Regions from separate parts of the Homo sapiens genome. Here all the other regions are linked to region 1. The links are chromatin loops, found by intact Hi-C in ENCODE. Cell type or tissue: PC-9. All regions are shown on one strand.

What was found. Peaks named below come from ENCODE experiments on the same cell type or tissue, not always from the same donor. Only the 100,000 strongest peaks of a DNase experiment are listed, where the experiment ranks them.
Region 2: a loop joins it to region 1, with 5 times the contacts of the local background. A loop is called at or near these places in 5 of 110 quality-filtered maps.
Region 3: a loop joins it to region 1, with 17 times the contacts of the local background. A loop is called at or near these places in 4 of 110 quality-filtered maps.

Annotation. Positions count from the first base shown.
Region 1 is chr17:55,430,940-55,435,939 of GRCh38, reverse strand. No RefSeq gene overlaps it. Among named protein-coding and RNA genes, the nearest start is that of MMD, 12 kb to the right of the region's middle. RefSeq lists a silencer at 3,425-3,625. In PC-9, no CTCF peak of the experiment used is centred here; DNase peaks (open chromatin) are centred at 1,989, 2,569 and 3,389; H3K4me3 peaks cover 455 bases; H3K27ac peaks cover 2,487 bases.
Region 2 is chr17:55,354,400-55,359,399 of GRCh38, reverse strand. No RefSeq gene overlaps it. Among named protein-coding and RNA genes, the nearest start is that of MMD, 65 kb to the left of the region's middle. In PC-9, CTCF peaks have their summits at 2,285 and 2,488 (motif pointing right); a DNase peak (open chromatin) is centred at 2,459.
Region 3 is chr17:55,573,988-55,578,987 of GRCh38, reverse strand. No RefSeq gene overlaps it. Among named protein-coding and RNA genes, the nearest start is that of SMIM36, 65 kb to the right of the region's middle. RefSeq lists enhancers at 2,026-2,095, 1,775-2,974. In PC-9, no CTCF peak of the experiment used is centred here; a DNase peak (open chromatin) is centred at 2,677; H3K27ac peaks cover 719 bases.

The sequences.
Region 1 (5,000 bases):
GGGACTACGGGTGCCCGCCACCATGCCCGGGTAATTTTTTTTGTATTTTTAGTAGAGATGGGGTTTCACTGTGTTAGCCAGGATGGTCTCGATCTCCTGACCTCATGATCTGCTCGCCTTGGCCTCCCAAAGTGCTGGGATTACAGGCGGGAGACATCGCAACCCACCCTTCCTCCTTTCATAGGTTCTCCTTGTTTAGAAAATTAGACGCCAACTCTTTAGCTTGGTATCAGAATCCTTCATGACAATGCCAATGTTTCAACACACATAATACACTCTTCCCCATTAAGTCAATAACCTACACTTGAACAAAATCAGACCATCTGCTGTGGTCCCAGTGGGCATGATATGTCCCCATCTCTGAAAGCTTACTCATAGTATTCACCCAGTCTGTATGCAATATATTTTTCACTCGTCTTTGCTGGTTGGTATCTTCTCATCCTTTACCATCCAAGCCAAGTGACTTTCTCTATGAAGACTTTCTTTAAAACCCCAGTAGATAAAATATGTCTATCCCTCTCTGTGATACCTTAACACTTTATATACTTGATACTTTCATTACCATACTTTTCATACACTTCCTTGGTATAGAGTTATTTTGTAAATTCCTCCAGATTTTAAGTGCCTTGAAAGAGAATTTGTTTCTTATTCATCTCTATTTCTCCTCCTGTGACTGGCTCCCACCGTCACTGCCCCCACAATATGCACAGTGCAGGCCATGCTGCCTTATACACTATAGGCATTTGATAAATGTGGGCTGGTTATGGGACTCTCTGGGATGTAAGAAAGCACTTAATTGGAATGAAGATTGGGAAGAGTTCCCTATCCAGCTTAAGTGGGGCAAGAAAGAGCAGATGCTATAACCCAGGGGCTTTGAGCACTTATTAAAATTAGATATTGAATGTCTGAGAACAAATTCTAGCACATACTGAGTATTAGGCATATTTTAGATGCTAGCCACCCCCTCTTCTAGAAGATCTGCCTCCTACCCACAACCCCCGATGAAGTGGTGAATGAATCATCTGTCTTTGTTCCACTGCAGTCCCCACTCCATCTTGAGTCAAAGCCTACCTACCCTACAGCCTCATGAGACAAGATGAGCTCAGCCACTGTCTCTCTCCACTAAGATTTCAAGTTAGGACTTAAAAATACTCAAGTAGGAGCTATAAACTCTAAAATTGTTGCAATACTAACAACAACAAGAACAACTGTATTTATTGAGTGTATACTATGTGCCAGTCACTGTGTGGCACATAGTACGTGCTCAATGTACTTAAGGACAATATCTTTACTCCTCACACTACTGTGAAGATGAGGCTGTTATTACCCCCATTTTATTTTATTTTTTATTCTTATTTTTTGAGACGGATTCTTGTTCTGTTGCCCAGGTTGGAGTGCAGTGGCACCATCTTGGCTCACTGCAACCTTTGCCTCCCAGGTTCAAGCGATTCTCCTGCCTCAGACTCCCGTGTAGCAGGAGCTACAGACGGGCACCACCACACCTGGTTAGTTTTTGTATTTTCAGTAGAGACAGGGTTTCACCATTTTGGCCAGGCTGGTCTTGAACTCCTGACCTCAAGTGATCCGCCTGCCTCAGCCTCCCAAAGTGTTGAGATTACAGGTGTGAGCCACTGTGCCCGGCCTCCCCCATTTTACAGGTGAGAAAAGTGGAAAACAGAGAAGTGAAGTTTTAAATCGATAGTCAAACTCCAGCAACCTATCTCCAGAGTCTATGCTCTTAACCACTATACTAAAACATGTTTCCCCGGGGCAGGGCAAGTCAAGGTGAAATGTCTCAAGGACTCAAAGATGGGGCACTGACAAGCCAAGGAGTAAGCAAAGGAAGTCAGTCTACAGACGTAAAAACAACTATGGGGTAGGAGCAAAGGGAGAAACATACATGAAAGATTACACAGCCATGAGGCAGCCACAGAAAGACACAGGACAACCCCATTTCCCCATAGCTATAAAATTCCTGCGGCTTGGCAACATCACATTTCCTGCCTTAGGATTTTGTAACCCTCACTGCTTATGATAAACTGACCTTTGCACTAGCTAAATAAGTGGAGCATAAAAAGAACCTGGTGTATATTGTTAAAAGCCTGTGTCTCCATGTTCAGTGTGGACTCAGAAGTCACACTCATTGCTCAGTCCTCAAGTCAGGCCAGCTCCCACTTTGCAGATCATGAGTGAGAAGACCTTATTGGAGCTCTAGCACTGCCAAGTTATTAAAACGGAGAAACTTTGAACTGGTCCTTAATGTGTTTGGACTTCAGCAGCTTCATTTATAAAATGAGTGTCAGGGGAGGGAAGAACCAATAACAAAACATTAGACCTGCCATCTGCCTCCAGCCAAAAGTTGTGACTGAGGCTCAGTGGAAAGGCCATGCAAACGTGGAACTTTTTTTTTTTTTAAGCTTAGCATTCCTTCGGGCTTGTGTGTAAACCGTGACTGTTATCGGTGGTGGTAAGCCAGTCAGTAAAGAAAAAAGTAATGCTACCTATCACGCTGGCATTGCCCTCTCTCACATCTCTGTTTACAAAGTTACAGGTATTGCCAGAAAATACCCGCATTCCTTTGTTCTCACTAATGAGTCAACTCTGGAAGCACCAGTCCCTTTATCAGTAAGACAGATCTACCTTGTCCAAGCCTCTGTTTACTCATCAACAGAAACATTCTCCTGGGCTGTTCTCCATAGTCTTGGCTCACAGTCTTCCTGTGTCTTTGTGCTTCACCAGACTTTACCTTTTCTGCCCACTTGGACCTAGATGACCTCCCACCCCCAACAACAAGGACTGTGATTCCTGCCAGCGAGTCTCTTGTTTGTTTTGGGGAGAAGCTTACTTGGCAACAAAGAGATGGGACAGATAGTTATTAGCTTGAGTGCCCAGACAGTGTGATTCTCTGATACAGTTAAATTTACAGGACACAGAGATGTTACATTTAATTGAGTTTTGTTGTAGATTTATTTTGCTGAATAAAATTCACAGGAGGCCATTGGTTTGGACTGAGCTCCCCCTGCACTAGATCCACCAGGCCAAACCAAAATGGAGTCACTCGTGCTAATGTTCTGTGCTACCATGTCGGAACTGAGTTGTTTATCTGACCTACCAAGAAATCAAGAGATAATAGCCATCTCCCCAAACAGGCGAGTTTTAGGAAGCCTGCTCTGCCTTAACCTTTACAAGAAAAGCAACTTTGAACACCAATCTACTCTTTGTTCTCTGTTGGGGCTTTCCTCAGCCCTTGCCGAGAAGCTAACCTCCCCTGCTCAGCTCATAGGAACACTCATTCAATTTTATGGAATGAGGTGTTGCCCAACTCTAGAATGGCAAACAAAAGCCAATTAAGATCTTTAAATTTGTTGTAATTTTGTCTTTTGACAGTTTGTAAATGAACTATGCTGCCTTCATAAATATTACTTATATTGGGTTGTCCCCAACTTCAGAAAGGTCTTATGTCTCATCAAAACCACAATATCACTAAATCATAGTCTTCCTGTCTTGTAACTCTTGCAGACATGACCACAATTTCCCACAAATAAATGATAAGATATTTGAAGCTTGCTTTGTTAGATTATGGAATGGGAAGGACCCCGGCAAGTTAAAAGCCCTGGGGTAGGATTGCCAGATAAAATACAGAATGCTGAGTATATATGTGTGTATATATATATATTTTCTTTTATATATATATATTTTTTTCTTTTTTCTTTTTTTTTTTCTTTGCTCTGTTGTCTAGGCTGGAATGCAGTAGCATGAACACAGCTCACTGCAGCCTCAACCTCCTGGGCTCAAGTGCTCCTCCTGCCTCAGCTTCCCAAGTAGCTGGGACTACAGGCCTGGGCCACCATGCCTGGCTAATTCCCTTCCCTTCCCTTCCCTTCCCTTCCCTTCCCTTCCCTTCCCTTCCCTTCCCTTCCCTTCCCTTCCCTTCCCTTCCCTTCTCCCTCCCCGCTCCCCCTCCACTCCCCTTCCCCTTCCCTCCCCTCCCCTTCCCCTCCCCTCCCCTTCCCCTCCCCTGCCCTTCCCCTCTCCTGCCCTTCCCCTCCCCTCCCCCTCCCCCTCCCCCTGCCCTCCCCTCCCTTCCCTTCTGTTTTTGTAACGACGAGGTCTTGCCATGTTTTCCAGGCTGGTCCTGAACTCCTGGGCTCAAGCAGTCCTCCTGCCTCAGCCTCCCAAAGTGCTGGGATTACTGGCATCAGCTACCACATCCAGCCCCAAGTTAAATTTGAACTCTAGATAAATAATGAATAAACAACCAATATTGCATGGGGCAGAATTATACTAAAAAATTATTTGCTGATAACTGAAATTCAAACTTAAAGGGAATCCTATATTTTTATTTGCTAAATCTGGCAACCCTACCCAGATGTCCAATTCTGACTCTTACAACAGGTAAGAGTTGTAAATTTAAATTTGTCATCCTCAGAATCCTCCATAAAATGAAAAGGCTGAACAAGATGAATCCTAAGGTTTCTTGCAGTTCAATAATTATGTAATTCTGTGACTCAAGTACTAATGAACTACAAATGTGACACTGGGCAAGTTAATTTCTTGGTGGATCAATTTCCTCCTCTTCAAAATAAGGATGATAAAGCCAATGTCAAAATTATTAGATGAATAGACCTGGTTTATGACTTGTCTTAGATAAACAAAGCTAGATATTAGTTAAAGAGGTGAAAGCAGATTTTATTCAACTACTGACAGTAAGGAAAGAGTTGGGCTGCCTTCTGATTTGTGCAAAGGTAACTGGGCATTTTAAAGGGAAAATAAGGGAGGAGGAAGTGTGAGCAACTGCAGCTCAGGCAGAGTCAGGGAAAGTGAAAAATGACCAAGGGTTAGTCAGGGTAAATGTGATTAGGCTGGCTGCATCTGCTAGCTGGCAATTATGGAAGTCAGGATTCTATCCTCCCGCAGAGACTGGGACTCCCAGGCCCTATTCTTCCTGATTATATTTCAAAGGAATAGTTTTCAGGTCCTTGAGAAAGATACTCCTGAGT
Region 2 (5,000 bases), 77 kb after region 1:
ATCACTTACAAAATTGTTTTGACCTTGATGGAATTTATGTTGGGAAATAAAATTTATATTTCTTATTTTTACTGTTTGTTGCTTCCACTTTCCATGAACTTTTTGAAGTCTTCTCATACCTTTATTTTTATGCATGTTTTCTTAGAACTTATTTATAATAACTACTTTGAAGTCTTTGTCTGCTAAGTTCAACATCTGGGCCTTCTCTAAGGCTGTTTCTGTTGCCTGCTTTTATGGGTCATATTTCCCTGTTTCTTTTAATGTCTCACAACTTTTTACTGAAAACTGGACATTTTAGATCACATATCATAGCAATTCTGAATGCTGATTCTCTGGGGCTTGTTGTTTCCTTCGTCATTTGTTTAATAGCTAAGCTTAAGTAGTTCTTCAAAGTCTATTGCAGTGTGCAGCTTCTAATGTCCCTGCTTAGATTTTTTTCCCTTATTCTTATCTTTTTTTTTTTTTTTTTCCTGACAGAGTCTCACTCTTTCTCGCCCAGGCTGGAGTGCAATGGCACGATCTTGGCTCATTGCAACTTCTGCTTCCCATGTTCAAGTGATTCTTCCAGCTCAGCCTCCCGAGTAGCTGGGATTACAGCCACTCGCCATCATGCCCAGCTAATTTTTGTGCTTTTGTAGAGATGGTGTTTCACCATGTTGGCCAGGCTGGTCTCGAACTCCTGACTTCAGGGGATCTGCCGCCCCCGCCCTGCCACTTCGCCTCCCAAAGTGCTGGGATTACAGGCATGAGCCACCAAACCTGGCCCCCTTATTTTTATCTTTTAGCCTGGCTAGATAGGGGTTTTCTCTAGGTCAGCATAAGCCATTTACTAGTCAAAGGTTATGCCTCAGTGTCCTTAGTCTGTTAGGTTTTTTTACCCTTTACTGTCGGAAATGATATGTGTGATGTGGAGGCTCTTATCACAGTTCAGGGAGCTTACTACTTTTCTCCCGTGTTCACCTAGGAACTAGCAGCCTGGTGGTTCTCTCTCTGATTGCTTCTTGGAGGATGCAGCCTTGGGTATGCACATAGTCTTCCAGACTTTCAGGGATGACTATGATTTTATTTTTAAGCTTGGCTGTCTTGGAGTCACTCCTGCGCCAGAATAACATATTGTTCAGTCAGTTGTTAATCAGAAGTTGTGCTTATGCCCTTTTTACCAATAAAATTTCCACCCTATGTTGATGGGCCTGTGGGTGACTTGAGAAATGCTATGAAATCTGCCCCACATCCTGCTCTGATTTTTCCCAAGTGAGTGCAGCCTAGCACAGCCTTTCTGATTGGACTTGACTGTATGCATAGAAGGGCTCTTCTTGGCTGTCTCTTTCCGTGGTCTCCCTATTAAACTTCTGAATACTCTGCTATTTTGTTTGTATACGCACATACCAGCTGCCTCTTCATTGCTCTCCCAACAAGATTACCATTATTTTTAAGAATGCTCTTACGTATGGAGTTCACCCTTTGTTCCAAATAAAGTCAGTCTCCTCAGGCAGAGCTATGGTGTTTTGCTCTTTGTGGCCTGCCTTTCCCACTAGGTAGAGCACCTGTGCCACTGCACTGAAGCTGGAACAGAGATCCTCTTTCCCCAGAGTGACATCCCTGCTCCATGACTAGGTACTGGGGTTGGGGAGTGTGGAGACCCCTTATCTTCTCATCTTACCTCTCCCAGCATGTAACCTCTCACTTGCAAGTGAACTGAGGTGTAGGAAATCAGTCCTCCAGTATTCTTGACTTGCTGTGCCTACAGCAGAGCTTCCACCTTATAACTGGGGGTTGGATGACACTTCTTGGCATACTCATGTGGAACAGAACTTCTGCAGACTGGGGCTTAGTGGAGTGAGAAATACTAGCATCCTGTCTTTTTTAGGGTGAAACCATAGCCTCAAACTAGGATGTAGAGAGAGATGGAGCCCTGTCTTGGCTGCTCATATACTGGGTAGAGTTTCCATAATAAGGAAGAAGATTAATGGGCAAATCGCAGCTCAAATGCCACAGACTCTTGCTATTATGATTGAAATTTTAAAGATTTTCTTGAATTAATGTTTCTTATTTGCTGTATGGCCCTTACAACACTTTCCAGACACTTTAAATGATGGATATTTTAAATAATTTTCTCTAATTCGATTGTTGTTTTGCTGGGGAAAGAGTCCACCAAACTTGTTATTCCATTCTCCCAGAAGTCCCACCTCTTAATTCCTCTTTATATATTCACCATAATATCTCTTTGCACCTAATATAGAAGTGAAAAGCACAAGCTCCAGTGTAACCAGCCTGAATTCAAGTCTCTAGTCTGCCACTTGTTAGCTGTGTTACTTAGCACATGTTATTAAACTAATAGTAGCTACCTCAGGGGATTGTGGTGAGAGTAAATGAGCTAATCCATTGAAAATGCCTAGCATGGTATTTGTCTCAGAGTTAGGCATCCCCTAAAGGATGGCTGTCATGTTCATCTTGGTAACCCTGCATGATGACAGATTGCCACAAGGGGGCACCAAGAACCATGTATAATGATGAAGGACTAGAGGGATTCAGTTAGGTCGCTCTAGCAGTTACATTTGTAGGCTCACGTTTACATTTGTAAGCCAGCCAGAGGTAGGTATTTTCCCAGAAAACAAAAGAAAGAGGTTGAAGGCATGTTATAAACATTGCCATACCATTTCCTACAGAAGATGGAAATTCAGGATCCTTCCTAAACATCACCAAGCCATTTCCCCAACTTGGAAGCTTAGCTAAGCAAAAGGAACTATGCTGTGAAAGGGGGAGTGTCTCTTGATTTGCAAGGTACTTTCCTGTGTACAAGGCACTGTTCCATGAGTTGAGGGGATTCAAAGGCTCCCTTAAGGAGCAATCAACTGTAGTAAGTTGGCATTTACTTATTGAGTGTCTGCCATGTGCTAAGGATTCTCAATAGCTTAAGGCATCATTATGCCATTCCTTTTGTTTTTATTGAAGAGTTCCCCAGAGGCTTGGCTGAGGATTTAGCCCATGTCCAGAGGATGATAAAAAGTCAACAGACAATCTGGAGCAGGGAGAGGACAACTTAATGAAGAATGAATTTAGCATGATTGATTGATTGATTTTTATTTTATTTTATTTTTTTTTGAGACAAGGTCTCACTCTGTCACCCAGGCTGGAGTGCAGTCCTGCGATCTCAGCTCACAGCAACCTGTCTCCCAGGTTCGATAAATTCTTCTGCCTCAGCCACCTGAATAGCTGGCATTACAGGAACACACCACCACACCTGGCTAATTTTTACATTTTTAGTAGAGACGGGGTTTTGCCACGTTGACTAAGCTGGTCTCGAACTCCTGACCTCAAGTGATCCACCTGCCTCGGCCTCCCAAAGTGCTAGGATTACAGGTATGAGCCACTGCGGCCAGCCAGAATGAATTTAGCTCGATTTATTTAGAGTGGAGTGCAGGAAAGAAGAGCGTCAAAGGCCAGGGATGCCCATGGCAATGTTGAAACAGATTGATGTGAAGTCAAACACTATTAAAGCAGAAATTCCTAATATAATTAAATTTTAAGAGAAATCACAATAGTTAACAGAAATAAAAATGAAGCTGTTGTTCTGGCTGAAACAAGAGTAGCAAGCCTGGGTCTCCATCTACTAAGCTGCTTTCTCACCTTCTAACAGTCCAGAAAATGGTAGTTTTTGAAAACGGAATAGAATGTTGGAAGAATCTTGGGTGCATCTCTGTGTAATACAGTTTGAAACCCACTCTAATGGTTCAAACAGTAAGGTGAATGGATGAAGACCCAGGATAAAGGATGGTTGTGAGGATGGAGAAAATGAGGCAGAAGGATGATCCAACGCCTTCACCCCAGCTGCCTCAGGGCACGCTCGGCTCAGTCACAGCTGCATCCTTTTCACTTTGCATCCTTCTTTGCAGTATTTCTCCTGTTTTTCTTCTCATTCTGTCCATTGCTTCATGCTAGTCTAGGATCAGGGTCTGAGCCCAATTTGTGGCATTAATCGTGTTTCTTGTCTTTAGTTATAATTCATATTTGCCTCTCCCCTCCTGGAAATAACCCAGTCTTCTCATGGACCTGGGAAGCCACTGTGTTGTTAGGATTTTTTAGCTTTTGTGAAAATGAGAAAAAGAAAGAATGAAGAGCATCTAGCAACTGATTATATATATCAGTTTGAAATACATATATGTATGTTTATACACACCTGCACGCGTGTGCACACACACACACACACACACACACACATTACTTGCCTGGGATTAAATAGCTAACTAGGAAGTGGCAGAGCCAGGGCTTAAACTGACATCTGTCTGACTCCAAAGCTCTTATGCTTGGTATTTATGGATTCTAAGCTTCTTTGCCTGTTTTCCAGACCATCCATATTTGAGGCCCCTCTAACAATCCTATCCTATTTCACATTTCTAGTCAATAGACATCTACCAACTTGAATGCAGTTAGGAAGCCTTTTGTACACAGCATTATTGTACATTCTCAGGTCAATATCTTAGTTTGAGGATTACACTTTATTCCATTAAATTCAGCAAATATTTATTGGGTGATTACTGTCTATCAGGTACTGAATAATAGAAAAAAATACAGAGAGAGATTAACTGATTTCAAAGCACTTTCATACTTTATCTCATTGAATCTGCATAGAAACTTCATAAAGTAGTTATGGCAGGTAAAATTATCCCAATATTCCAGATAAGCAAACTAAGGTTCAGACAGTTTGACTGTCTAATGTCACACAAATCTTACCAATTCACCAAGGTCCAGCTAAGAATCTCCTGCACTAAGTCTTCTTTCAAGAAGTTATGGCAGTGATGTGGCTCTATAGTTAGCAGCTTCCTGATTTGGTTTCTGGCAGTAACATCAGCAGCTCTCCTAAGCAGAGTGATCTTAGGGGCTGGGAGCTGTTCTTAGAAACTTAACTAGGAACCTGATCCTTGGACCTTCCCAACCATTAGTAATTCATTTAATACCTGGGAATAATTTCTTAGTTTTTAAAACCGTCTGCAGTGGTTTCT
Region 3 (5,000 bases), 140 kb before region 1:
TACAAAAATTAGCAGGGTAGGATGGCACATGCCTGTAAACCCAGCTACGTTAAGAGGCTGAGGCATGAGAATCGCTTGAACCCAGGAGGCAGAGGTTACGGTGAGCCAAGATGGCGCCACTGCGCTCCAGCCTGGGTGATAGAGTGAGACTCTGTCTCAAACAAACAAACAAGAAATTATAAATATATATTTATATATTTAGCCCAGTTAGAATTTCTCCTGGTTTTATATATATACACATATATACACACACACACATATATATGTATATATATAAATTATATATATAAAATAAACCAGGAACACACACACATATATATAATTATATATATATAATCGCATATACATATAATCTTGTTATTTCAACAGCTTTTGGGGTACAAGTGGTTTTTGGTCATATGGATGAATTGTATAGTGGTGAAGTCAGATTTTAGTGCACTGGTCACCAAGGAGTGTACATTGTACCCAATATGTGATTTTTCATCCCTCACCCCTGCTCACTCGCCCCACTTCTGAGTATCCAGTGTCCATTATACCTCTCTGTATGCTTTTGTGTACCCATAGCTTAGCTCCCACTTAGAAGTCAGAATATATATTTGGTTTTCCATTTCTGAGTTACTTCACTTAGAATGATAGCCTCTAACTCCATCCAAGTTGCTGCAAAAGACATCATTTTGTTTATTTTTTATGGCTGAGTAGTATTCCATGGTGTATATATAACACATTTTCATTATCCACTTATCAATTGATGGTCCATTATCTTTGCAATTGTGAATTGTGCTGCCATAAACATATACATGCAGGTGTCTTTTCAATATCACTACTTCTTTTCCTTTGGGTAGATACCCAGTAGTAGGACTGCTGGATTGAATGGTAGATTTACTTTTAGTTCTTTGAGAAATAGCCATAATGCTTTTCATAGAGGGCTGTGCTAATGATGGCGCCTGCAGCCCATCTGGGGCAGCCGCTGCCATTACGCTGGCTGCAACAGCGAAGCTCAGCCAGGGCTGCACACTCCGTGGAGCTGGCAACAAGTGGGAATCACAACACTTCCGAGCTGATGGGGAGGGAATTCCCCAGGTGCAGCCACAACAGCCCAAGTCATGGCTGCAGACTCGGGCCTCCCACTCCACAGAGCAGGAAGGAGCCCCACCCCCTCGGGCACAGCTGCAGCCACCAAACCCAGACTGCACAGTCGGGCATCTCTGCACTGTCGGGGCATGGGAAGGCCTCCCCTGAGAGGAGGAGAATCTCTTGAACCCGGAGGCGGAGGTTGCTGTGGGTCAAGATCGCGCCACTGCGCTCCTGCCTGGGCAACAAAGGCGAAACTCCGTCTCAAAAAAAAAAAAAAAATTTTTGAAGTAGGGACTATTATTATTCCTATTTTACAGATAATGAAACTGAAGTCTTCAAGGAGATTATATAATTTGCCTATGTTTACACAGCTACCACGTAGAAAATGTGGGATGCTACGCAGTCTAACAGCTTTCATTTTCAACCGCATGTGATACTGATTCCTGCTGTGAAAGAAAGAATGGTAATTTCTTGGAGTTACAGTTCAGGGAACTATAACAGTGGGCCCTGACACAGTATGGTGCGGGGAGAGGGTCCAAGAAGGCTTTTCCTGAGGAAATGAGGTTTCAGCAGAGAAATGAAGGGGAAAAAAGGAGTTAACTAGGCATGTGGAAGTTGGAGGAGCTTTGTATGTAGAGGAAACCGCATGCAGGGCGGGCCTGGGTTGGAAAGCAGCATTATGCTCTTGAAGAAGTGAAAGTTCATTCCACGGGCTGTTGTTCACTTCATGGTGGCGAGGCTGGAAGTGATGATGACTGTGTGTGCCATGGGGAGAGAAATGAACTGATGTGGGTCAGTGCATTTCTGCTCTGACTACCCGGGGGCCCATCACTACAGCAGTGGCCTTATTTTTCCTATTAAGTCTCTTTCAGTTTGAGTTCAAGATCACTAGCATATTATCCTTTTCTCAGCCCTGTGTCTGCCTTCTCATTAGTATTTGGATGAAGATGAAACTCCTTAAAATCCCTCCGAGTGCTGCGTGGGCTGGAGGCTTCTGCTCTCCGCTGTCCTTTTCACCCTGCTCCCTCCTACTCTCTGTGCTCCCAGCTTCTCACTACGCTGAATATTTTTTTTCAGTCCTTTATGCTCCTTTTGTCTCCTTTTGTCTGAGTGATTGTCCTTTCCCTCTTTGCTTGTTCATGTATTCAAAAATTATTTTCTAGCACCTGCTATGTGTTAGGCACTGTTGTAGGCACTGGAGTTACAACTAAAATTCAAGACATGTATGGAGGGGTTGGGTTGGGAAGGGCAGACAGAGAAAAAAGAGGAAGTAAACAAGAAGAAATAGCAGCTCATGATGACATCATGCAGAGAATTAAAGTCAAAAGATCTGATGGAGAGAAACTAGGTGTAGGTTGGATTGGGTGGTTAGGGAAGACCTTTCTAAAGATGTAATATTTAAGCTTGAGATCTGGATAACGAAAGGAGACAGACAGACAAAAGTAACAAGGAAAAATATGTCAGAAAGAGAGAACTACAAGCTCAAAGGCCATTAGCTGGGAATAAGCATGGAATGTTTGAAGAACTGAAAGAAGGATTGTGTGACCAGAGTGGAGTTAGGGGTGGGGCTCGGGGTGGGAGTGGAAATAGTAACAGTTGAGTCAAAAGTTATGAATGTCGGGTGTCGTAGGGCTGTGTGAGTCAGTGGGAGGAGTTTAGATTTTATTCCAGTTACCACTGGAGGGATTTTAGAAGAGCGACAGGATAGGATTTACCTTTTAGCTGAGATTTACCTTTTGGCTGCTAAGTGGAGAATGAAGTCTTGGTGGAAACACTGAAATAGTTCACGAGAGAGGGGATGTTGATGTCTTGGCCCTGGGTAGTGGTGTGAAAGTGGTGGATTTTGCATACTATAAGGGAGGAGCAGGCAGTGTTAACTGACAAACTGCTTTGGGGTAGGGGGAGTGAGGGAAAGAGGAAAATCGGAAAGAATTCCTAAACCTTTGTTTTGATCAATTGGAGGGACGGTGGTGCCACTTACTAAAACAGAAAGGCTATGAGAAGGGTTGATGTTTGGTGTGAGCAGGACTGAGAATTCTGCTTTGAACATGCCAAGGTGAGATGCCTGTGTGCCATCCAAGTGAACTCTCAGGTCTGAAGTTTTGAGGAGAGAAAGGACTAAATGTGTACGTGTGAGAGAAATCGTCACATACATGGTGCTCAAAGCCATGGAGAGATGTGTGGGTAGGGAAGAAATGAGGGCCCATCTGGTTCACTGCTGCCCAGTGTTCCCCAGTGTTTCCCCCTCTGGTGTCTCCTTCCTCACTGGTGCCTTCCTGATCCCCTGCTTAGAAAAATCCCTGTTGTAAACACTTATAACCATTGTGTACCCTCCTTCACAACTCTCAACACAGTTGAAATCTCCATGTATTTGCGTAATCAGTAATGCAATGATAATGTGACTAGGTGATAGATCCGTGAGCGTAGAGACTCTGCTTTTGTTCATCATGTGAAGAAAGATCACCCAAAACTTAGAAATAAGGAAAGAAGGATGACTGCGTGTTCTGTCCATGTCATAGAGCATTGGGTAATAAGCCTGTCCATGGGTCAACTGGTTTTCATTTGATGTACTTTTTACCTTAATAAAGGGCCAGACTCTGTAAAGTTAAGGTTGAACTTGTAGGAAACTGATAATATGTAAATGATTTTTGTCTAGTAGACAGAATTATTACCCCCAAAGTTATGATTTTACTATACTGTAGAAATTGACTGTTTTTTAATCCAATTTAGAAATCTTATTCCAGCACTTTTTTGGTTAAACTGACTCTCTTCTTCTATCTCTCTCTCCTTTTCTACATGTACATATGTATTCATATATGTATATATAGCATATATTTTTTTTACCCCATATCTTTCTTTGAATCGGCTTGATTATCTTGATGAATCCCTCATGAATGACTCAAATACAACTTTGACATTTGCTCTCTGTGTTTTTCATGAGAATTATGTTTTTAACATTTTGAAAATTGTACACTGACAGGTATTCTCATGGTCTCCCAGCATTTTACACAGTAAAGCCCCTGATGCAGAGTCTATACTCAATACCTATTTCCTAAATGAAAGAATAAACTGGCCTAGGACCTAATGAATATAACTAAGGTTTATGAGGCCAACTCTTATCTCTACTAAGTGTTTGGAAAAATACATGGTAATAAGGCTCTGAGAAAGGGCCCATGCAGGTCACCCATCAAGTACCTCTGCAATGTCTAACTCCTCCAAGAGTGATTATCCTTGTCAAGGCAACAATCTTCAGAGGGCACTGCTTAGCTTAGCAACAGAATCTTCAATATAATTTTTTATAATGCCTATTGCAAACAAGTGACCCAGGTATGGATTTGATCTGGGACTCCTTAAAGACCACAAAATTATTAGTTAAGAATGACTTAATCCACAATATGGGAGAAACAACATTCACTTTACTAAGTTGTTAACCTAAGCATAAATCTATACATATGATATAAAAGAAATATATAGTGTTCCAGTATTAAATTTCATTTCCTCGTTTTTAAGAAATTAGTGAATTCTTATTCAGGTGTAGCTCAGGGCAAAACGTCTGTCTTGGTATGTCCTAGAGTCTCTTTTTTCTCTCCTCTTTCCTTTTCCCTCTCATCTCTCTCACCTTGTTCATGTTTTGAATATTCTCCCCTCTTTCCTTTCCCCTCTCATCTCTCTCACCTTGTTCATGTTTTTAATAGTCCATTGATCCCATTCTTTGTTTTAATTATTGATCCATATATTACTTGTTGTCTTAATATATACGGATCCATATATTACTTATTGTTTTAATATATGGATCCATATATTACTATTGCTTTTTTTTCTTTTTTTGAGAGTGAGTCTCGCTCTGTCGCCCAGGCCGGAGCACGATCTCGGCTCACTGCAACCTCCGCCTCCCGGGTTCAAGCAATTCTCTGCCTCAGCCTCCT